Regions from separate parts of the Homo sapiens genome. Here region 1 is linked to region 2. A link is an interaction called in ENCODE POLR2A ChIA-PET data of the cell type or tissue named here. Cell type or tissue: CD4-positive, alpha-beta T cell. All regions are shown on one strand. Region 1 overlaps PTPRC (protein tyrosine phosphatase receptor type C). Region 2 overlaps PTPRC (protein tyrosine phosphatase receptor type C).

Evidence for each region. ChIA-PET counts read pairs that join two places held together with the same protein. Peaks named below come from ENCODE experiments on the same cell type or tissue, not always from the same donor. Only the 100,000 strongest peaks of a DNase experiment are listed, where the experiment ranks them.
Region 1: POLR2A ChIA-PET joins it to region 2 with 5 read pairs; 10 of 35 experiments call an interaction of 5 or more read pairs at or near these places.

The regions. Positions count from the first base shown.
Region 1 is chr1:198,701,285-198,705,284 of GRCh38, forward strand. PTPRC (protein tyrosine phosphatase receptor type C) reads left to right here. Exons shown (of 33, transcript NM_002838.5): 6 at 1,103-1,246; 7 at 2,014-2,088; 8 at 3,188-3,214. Among named protein-coding and RNA genes, the nearest start is that of PTPRC-AS1, 36 kb to the left of the region's middle. RefSeq lists an enhancer at 302-851. In CD4-positive, alpha-beta T cell, no CTCF peak of the experiment used is centred here; no DNase peak of the experiment used is centred here; H3K27ac peaks cover 353 bases.
Region 2 is chr1:198,648,634-198,652,633 of GRCh38, forward strand. All of the region lies in intron 2 of PTPRC (protein tyrosine phosphatase receptor type C), which reads left to right. Among named protein-coding and RNA genes, the nearest start is that of PTPRC, 12 kb to the left of the region's middle. In CD4-positive, alpha-beta T cell, no CTCF peak of the experiment used is centred here; DNase peaks (open chromatin) are centred at 1,508 and 3,257; H3K4me3 peaks cover 4,000 bases; H3K27ac peaks cover 4,000 bases.

The DNA.
Region 1 (4,000 bases), 53 kb after region 2:
CTGCATTTGTAATTGGTAGACACCTGCAAGCTCAAATCAAAGCCATGTTCAGAACGTGCATGCATGTATCACTGCAGAAATACAGACTCTGCCTGCAAATGTGAGACTAATCTCACATCATTGAACTGATGACCCCAGGGATCTTGACAGAAAATAACCCAACAAGCTCTTGAATAGAGGGCAGCTCATATTTCTTTTGCTTTTTCCATGGCAACTAGCATAGTGCTAGTCATCTAGTAGGAACCAAATGAATATACATTGATTGCCTGTGCTGTAATTCTGGATGTGATGTTGGGCAAAGGTGTAAAATACATTAGGTAATTTGAAGCCTGAAAATGGAAAGTTCTAACCTAGTACAATGTGCAGTTTCTTTGGCTACAACACTAGATTCTATACCAATTAGCAACTATGTGATTGAAAAATAAGAGAATGATGCCACTGTAATGTGGAGTTTGTTGGATTTCAAGCCAATTTGATTTTTCCTGGCCAGGGAAGCCTGAATTGTGAAAGTAGAATTGTAACCTTCAGCTGGAAAGGAAGAAAAAGAAAACCTTTGAGCTCATGCTGTGGCCCAGGCAGGATCCCATTCAGCTCTATTTTAAGAAAATTAAAACTGAGCACCTGCACCCAGGGATCCCTCCCCAGAGAGGTGTGTGCCTGCAAGGCTCTCAGCATGTATCAAGTTGCACTTCCTCCTGTGCCAACCTTTTACACTCAGAGCTCTACCTCCATCTACATGGTCTCAGCACCACTAAGACAGCACCAGTCTCTACTGCTTTGATGCATTTTTTATATTGCCTAAGGCAGCCTGCAGCCCAGAGTCTTAGGCTTCTTGGGCTGTCCAAACTATATATTTTTTTAAGTTGTGCTCTGATTATGAAGCTGCATAGGTTTCCAGTTGTCTGCCCCTAAATGCATCTTTCCCATAAGCCCTGGTATTTTTGGTACAGTTCTGTAGAATGCATGTGTCGTGGTATAGCAGAAGTGCTTGAAGATTTGTTTCTCTGCCTTATCTTTAGTAATTGTGTTTATGTTGGCTATCTGGCTATTGCCCTTGCGTGACAGACACAAGTGACAGTGCTGATGGCCCTTCTGATTGCAGATGTCCCAGGAGAGAGGAGTACAGCCAGCACCTTTCCTACAGACCCAGTTTCCCCATTGACAACCACCCTCAGCCTTGCACACCACAGCTCTGCTGCCTTACCTGCACGCACCTCCAACACCACCATCACAGCGAACACCTCAGGTCTGACTATGCTGCTCTAGTAGTGTCTTCAGTTATAGATAATGAAATGGAAACTCAAAACTTTAATGTAGCTCTTTTATTTTGTGCCAGATATTATTTGTAGGTTTCCCATTTTACAAATGTTCACGTATCAACACCAAATTATGCAAAAGAAACTTGCCAGTAAGCTTTTTCTGGGCATATTTTATTTTACTATTAATATTATAAAAGTCCATGGCAAAGAAGAATCAATAATAGGCCTTAATGTCATATAGCTCTGGGATCAAATCCAATTTCTTCAACTTCGTAGCTGATTACAGGGCAAATTACTAATACTTTCTGCATATCAGATTTGCTTTCTGTAAAAATGGACATAATAACACTCCTTTTTTAATTATGTCAAAATAATTAACGTGATGTCTGAATATGTAAAAATCTGGTATGTAATAAATATTTTAAAAGAGTAATTGTGACGCTTATTAGAATCCAAGTATGGAAAGCCGTGAATGAAAGGGAAATGAATAGTCTGAGGAAGATTGCATATCATCAACTAAGAATTATATCAAGGAATGAATAGTTTTCCCTCAATTTATACAATGTTTAGTTTAAATAACTTGAAATAAATCTTTGATTCACTTTATTATTTTAAAAACAAGCGAATGTCAAATCAAACGAGGACTCCTAGAGCAAAGATGCCAATAGGAAATTATCTTTGCTAAAGAGTTTTTCTTTCACCTTTTAATATAACGAATTAATTAGCTTTTATTCTTCTATTCATTTTCTTGCAGATGCCTACCTTAATGCCTCTGAAACAACCACTCTGAGCCCTTCTGGAAGCGCTGTCATTTCAACCACAACAATAGGTGATATTACCCTCAGTCAGGCAGCCACACCATCCCCATGTGCCTGGTGATGTGCTCTCACAAGGGCCTTCCACCCACTCTACCTCGGGCTCCTTTCTTTAAGTTGCATTAAGTGTTTGAATCCTGAGGGTGATGGAACAGCAGGAAGATATTTCTCTGCTTAGCAGTGCAACAGCTGATGAGATCAGGATGTAATTGTTACTGTCATAATTCATCAGAAAGCATGTGTGAGAAACAACCACATCTACTAGAACTTTTTCTCACAGGGGTTTAGGTCTTAGTAAGGAAAAGAACAAGCCCATCAAAGGGGCTGTCCATTGCAAGTGGTGAGCATCAGACGGCTGATGGCAGAGTTCCCGTTAAGCAGTGAGAGGGCGTGGAGATAAAGGAAAGAGAAACTGAGGAATGGCTGCAGCAATGGTGGTATCTGTGAATCAGCAAGTAAGCTGATCAGAGCTTGCAAGCCCACAATTCTCCTCAAATTCTTCCAACCCAAAATCAAGATGAGCAGAGATCTCTTAGCTTACACAAAGCACATGTTCTCCCAATTATTCAACTTAAATGCCTACACTCACACAAGATACTGCTAAATTTGTTGACAGAGCAATTTGTTACCCTGGATCTAGTAGATGTGCAAAGAGCTTACAAAAGTTAATCTAGAGAATGAAGCAGTCTTTGCATTTTCTCTGACTTTTTTTTATGTAAATGAAAAGTATAAACTTCGTACTATGGGGGTTATAATTATATAAATTAACATTGAGATTAATCAAAATATGAAGACCTTTAAAATATTTTTGGCTGTGTGAATCTTCAGCCATGTTGCCATACCGCCAATTAGATGCGTACCTAAAAGTCTTAATATTGTTAATTGTATTTATTGGGTATATTTATGAAAAATTTTATAGAATTAGCTCATTCCTTTATAATGCTTTAAGTTTTGAAATGAAAACCTGTACTAGGCAAATCCTTCATATTCTGTTAAATCTAACTAGATAGACTTTATGAAGTAGAAGTATTGTAAATCAGCTTTCCCAAAAATGACATGGCAGATATTCTAAAGCAAAATTTTAATAATTTACATTTTTTTTCTCCATTACAGCTACTACTCCATCTAAGCCAACATGTGGTAAGTTTATTTACTTAGAATCAGCATACCTCACTTTGGAATAGCACTTTAATTACATCTTTCTTTATTCCAAGCTTTCAGGACCCACTAGTAAGCTAAACTCACTGGCTCTAATTTCTCACCGATGACTAGTCTCAAATTAGTAAAAAATTACTAGCTACACATGGACATAGAGTTGGGAATGATAGACACTGGGAAATACAAGAGCGATGATGGAGGGAGGAAGACAAGGGTTGGGAAACTACCTATATTGGGAACTGTGCCTACTTGCTGGGCGTCGAATTCAATTTTACTGCAAACCTCAGCATCCTGCAATATACCTTTGTAACAAACTTGCACATATAACCCTGGAATCCAAAATAAAAGTTGAAAACTAAGTTTTCCAGTTAGACAACTTTGGTAAAGCCACTTAATTTAATTTAGGTATTTGAAAAAAAAATGGAATAACAGCAAGTTTGTTGGTGAGGGGGAGGGGGACAAGGATTCAGTGTGATGATAAATATAAAATGTGGATAATACCTTCAAAGCTTATCAAGAAGAAAAATCTCTCTTTTTCTCTCTCTTTCTGTCTTGCTTGTTAGGGGCTGGCTCAAAGCAGATACTTGAAAACAGTTTGTCTCTCTTTTTTTTTTTCTCATTTTCTTCCTTGATTCTCAGTTGAAGCAAAGCGGTTCTTCATGGTCAGGGCTTATTCCTCCATTCATTTCTAAGTCTAACCACTGGAGTCACTGCCTTCAGTAGCTTTCCATACATTTAGTGTAAAGAGTGGCCTTCATATGTCTGTTT
Region 2 (4,000 bases):
TGAGCTGCTTCTATATCTTTAGCATATTCTGTATCTATGTAAAATTCACATAAGATTGTATGACTTTTATAAAAAACAAAAAGACATCTTTGATTAATTTGTCTTCACTATGAATACTGATGTGATGTGTTACAATCATCCTGAAAAGGAGGCTAACAAAGGACAGGACTGAGTCTGTCTTGAGGTGAGTGATATGATGGAAAGAATGGATTTTCCCCCACCCAACTCATTTTTGATATTACATAAAGTGAAAAACATTAAATAATTCACCAAAGTATCTAGATTTTTTTTTGTTTTTGAAGTGCAAGGGAAGTAACTTGACCTTTGTTAAACACTTTGATCATGGAAAACACATAAGGTTCTCATCTTATTCCAGGAAGTGTAGACACTAGATAATCTTTTCATAGTCATCCAAAAAGCATATTAAGTGAACCAGGTAAATCCATCCTACACTTTTTATTCCAGAGACAAGTTGGCTAAACTTTGAGGAGACTAAAACAAAACAAAAAAAAATTATTGTTTGGTTCATTTGATAAATGTGGATTCCAATCATATAATTTAGGCCAAATATTATACTTTGACTTCTTAGACTTAGATTTCCAGATAGTCTGGTTTATAAAATAAGATTTTAACTATGCTTACTAAACTCTATGTATTTCTACTTTCCAATGACCCATGTTCTTATTTTCTGAATTTACTTATTGATGCTTTAGGTATGATAAAGGTATGTAATGGCTAAGGAAACATAAATGAAGCATAAGACATCAGTTGAGAGTTTTGACGGAAAGGAAGTGGTGATATGAAGGAAACAGATAAACCAAAGAAAAAGGAAAAGGTCAGGGAGCTGATAAAAGTAACTTGAAGAAACTTTAGTGCAAATGTTGGATTCAGACAATCGCTACTTTTAAAGTACTTAAAGAAGTCAGTCTTTGAAATCTTGCCCGGATTCCATTCCAGTTTCATCATTGGAGACTTCCAATGATGAAAAATTGGGGAAGAATTACCTTCCAAAGCCTCAGTTTCCTCGTGTGTAAAATGGAAATAATAGCAAGAGATATTAAATGAGATGATTCACTCATCGATTCATCAATTGTTTATAGAGCCCCTGCTAAGCTAAAAACTGTTTTAAGTGTTGACACAGTGGTAAAGAAAGCAGAAAGTGTAACTACTTTTATGAAACTGACTTCCTAGTGGTGAGAGATAACAAGAAAACAAACAACAAATTGAGATAACTTCAGTTATAGATAAATGCTGTGAAGAAAATTAAGTAGTGTAATATGGTAGAGTTTAATCTGGCCAGACCCAGATTTAGGGGTGAATGCACTTTTAGACAGAGTGATCGGGGAAGATCCTTATGAAGAAGAATCATTGAGCTACCTGTTGGCTGACAAGAATATGGGGATCCATGTGAGGGAGACTGGCAAGAGTAAAGGTTATCTGGCAAAACCAAACAAATTGGTAGGTTCGAGGCACAGAAAGGTCAGGCATCTGTAGTATGGTGAGTAAGAACTGAGCAGGTTGTGGTGAGGCTAGAAAGATAAGCAGAAGGCAGGTCCCACAGGGCCTTGATGGAAATGGAAAGAGCTTGAATTTTACCTGAAGTATAAAGGGAAGGAACCATTTTAAGTTCTTAAGTACAGAATAACCTAATCTTCTTTCTGTGTTGAAGAGATCACTTTGACTGTTATGAAGAGAATAGATTGGAAGTAAGGCAAAGCCTGGAAGCAGTTATGAGGAGACTGAATGGGAGGATGGAGAAAGGGGATGGTGATCTGGACCAAGTGTTGGCAGTGCAGGTGGAAAGAAAGGAAAGACTGACATAGAATTAAGAGAAGTGGCTGCATGGAAAAGACAAAGACATTTTAGAGAATGACTTTTTTTCCCCATGAGCACTGGGATGGGAAAGAGCCAAATTAGGGGGTCAGAAATCCAGAGTTATGTTTGGGCTGTTATTGATGTCTGATTTTCATTAGGTGGTAGAGAGGTCAAGAAATCCGTTGGAGATAAGAGGCTGAGGCCCATTCAGTAGGTCTCAACTGGAGACATAAACATAGGAGTCATTGCATTCAGATGGAGCTTAAAGCTAAGGGACTGCATGTGACAGTGTAAATAAACATGTAGAGAGTAGCAGATGACTGGTTTCTGAGCCTTGGGAAACTTCATATTTGGAAGAGACACAAGGAGGAGCTAGGAAAAGATAGTGAGAAGAGGTAGCCAGTGAAAAAAAGTAGAACTATACTTTGCTTTGAATGTTGAAAAGGGTTGGCATTATAGTGAGAATTCAGTAAATTCCACATAAAAATCTGAATTTATGTCTCCCCTAGAAAGGTTGGTTGTGAACATGCAATTGGTAAATATCTCTATTAACTTTAATATTGTTACAAAAGTAATATTAAGGAATTTATAATATTTGGAAGAATTAGATGTCTTTACCTAATATATCCCTTGCTAGCTTAACAATTAGAAAAAGAAAGAGGTACATCTTAACATAATTTGTTTTAATAAAAACTACAGAATATATTGAGAGACTAAAGAATTAGAAATTTAACTGAAAATTTCATGCAAAGGTAATGCTCTGTTGAACCATTTTGTAGCTTATGTTTTGTTTTGATACATATTTTAAAATATTGTTTAAGACAATACTTGAACAGATTGGGATTGTGTGTGTGTGTGTGTGTGTGTGTGTGTGTATTGGTTAAATAACTGGTTTATTTTTAAACTGAAATTAAACCTTCCATTTCTTTGAGAAATTTAAAAAGTAGTTGTTATCAATGTGGCAGATATTAGGTAGAATCTAATATCGTGAAAATTAAACTGCACATAAATAGATATAAATCCTTTTGTCAGTGTGTGTATATCTCTGTGTGTAATTTTGATCTCAGGCTTGGCAGGTTTCCTTAAAACTTTTTTTTAGAGCTACTTAATTTTGTACTTACTGGTGGTTAGCTAATAAGAAAAAGCTAATAAAAAATAGTGCTTACTCTGTGCCAGGCACTTCTGTTAACATTTTATAAATGTTATCTCATTTAACAAGCTCATGTCATTGTATAGTCTAGCTTATACTTGTCTTTAACATAAGCAAATTTGTTAATTTGTGTTTCCTGATATTATCATAAAATTTACTGGTTGTCATATCCTAAAAGGGAATAGTTCAATTTAATTTTCCTTGTTCTAATTTTAAATACAGTACTAAGGTTGAGAAAGAAGGGGTCAGGAAAGGGAAGTAACATTGAGTGTCTCGTGTGCCTGGCACTCCATATGATGCTTCAATGCACACCAGGCTATTCAGCCTCAGATTTGTTTCTACATTGCTTCTAGTTCTACAGATTATTCAACGAATGTACAATCCTTGGTCACTAGTCTTAATAGGGAAAACAGAATTATGGTTAAAACAAAAGAGTAAGTAACTTAAATATGATCTATCGGTATTTATTTTGTATTATGATATTTTGCTTAAGTTGAAAAAAGGGCGCATCAGGTGTTTTGGCAGTTTACTGTGATCTCAATAGTGAGAATGTATTGAAAAATCTCAGTACAGGAGAAAGCTGTGCAGCTTTCTCTTCCTGTCGCTGCTTAATTTTCATGTAGATATAAAGCCGCAGTTTAAGCACATCTGCTTAATCCTTATTTAAAAGACTAGGAGAGAACTAGAAAGGGAGGGAGGGAGAGGAGGGGAAGGGGGAAGAGATTGAGAGAAATCTCTCCCATATAACACAAACACTGTATTAGTGTGTGAGAAGCAGATAATCGTGCATGTAGGCACTATCATTTGTGAAATCAGAAAGCATAATTTACTCCCAATGCTGAATAATCTAGTTGTGTGTAAGCACCAGAGAGATATTTAAATACCTATCCAATAAAAGATAATAAAAGCCTAGCAAACCTAAGTAATCCATTTTCAGATGTTAATCCAATTACGTAAACAAATATTACCCTTTTTTTTTTTTGGTCATTGTTTCAAGGATAAAGTGTAAATGAAAGAAATAGCATTCCATCTAGG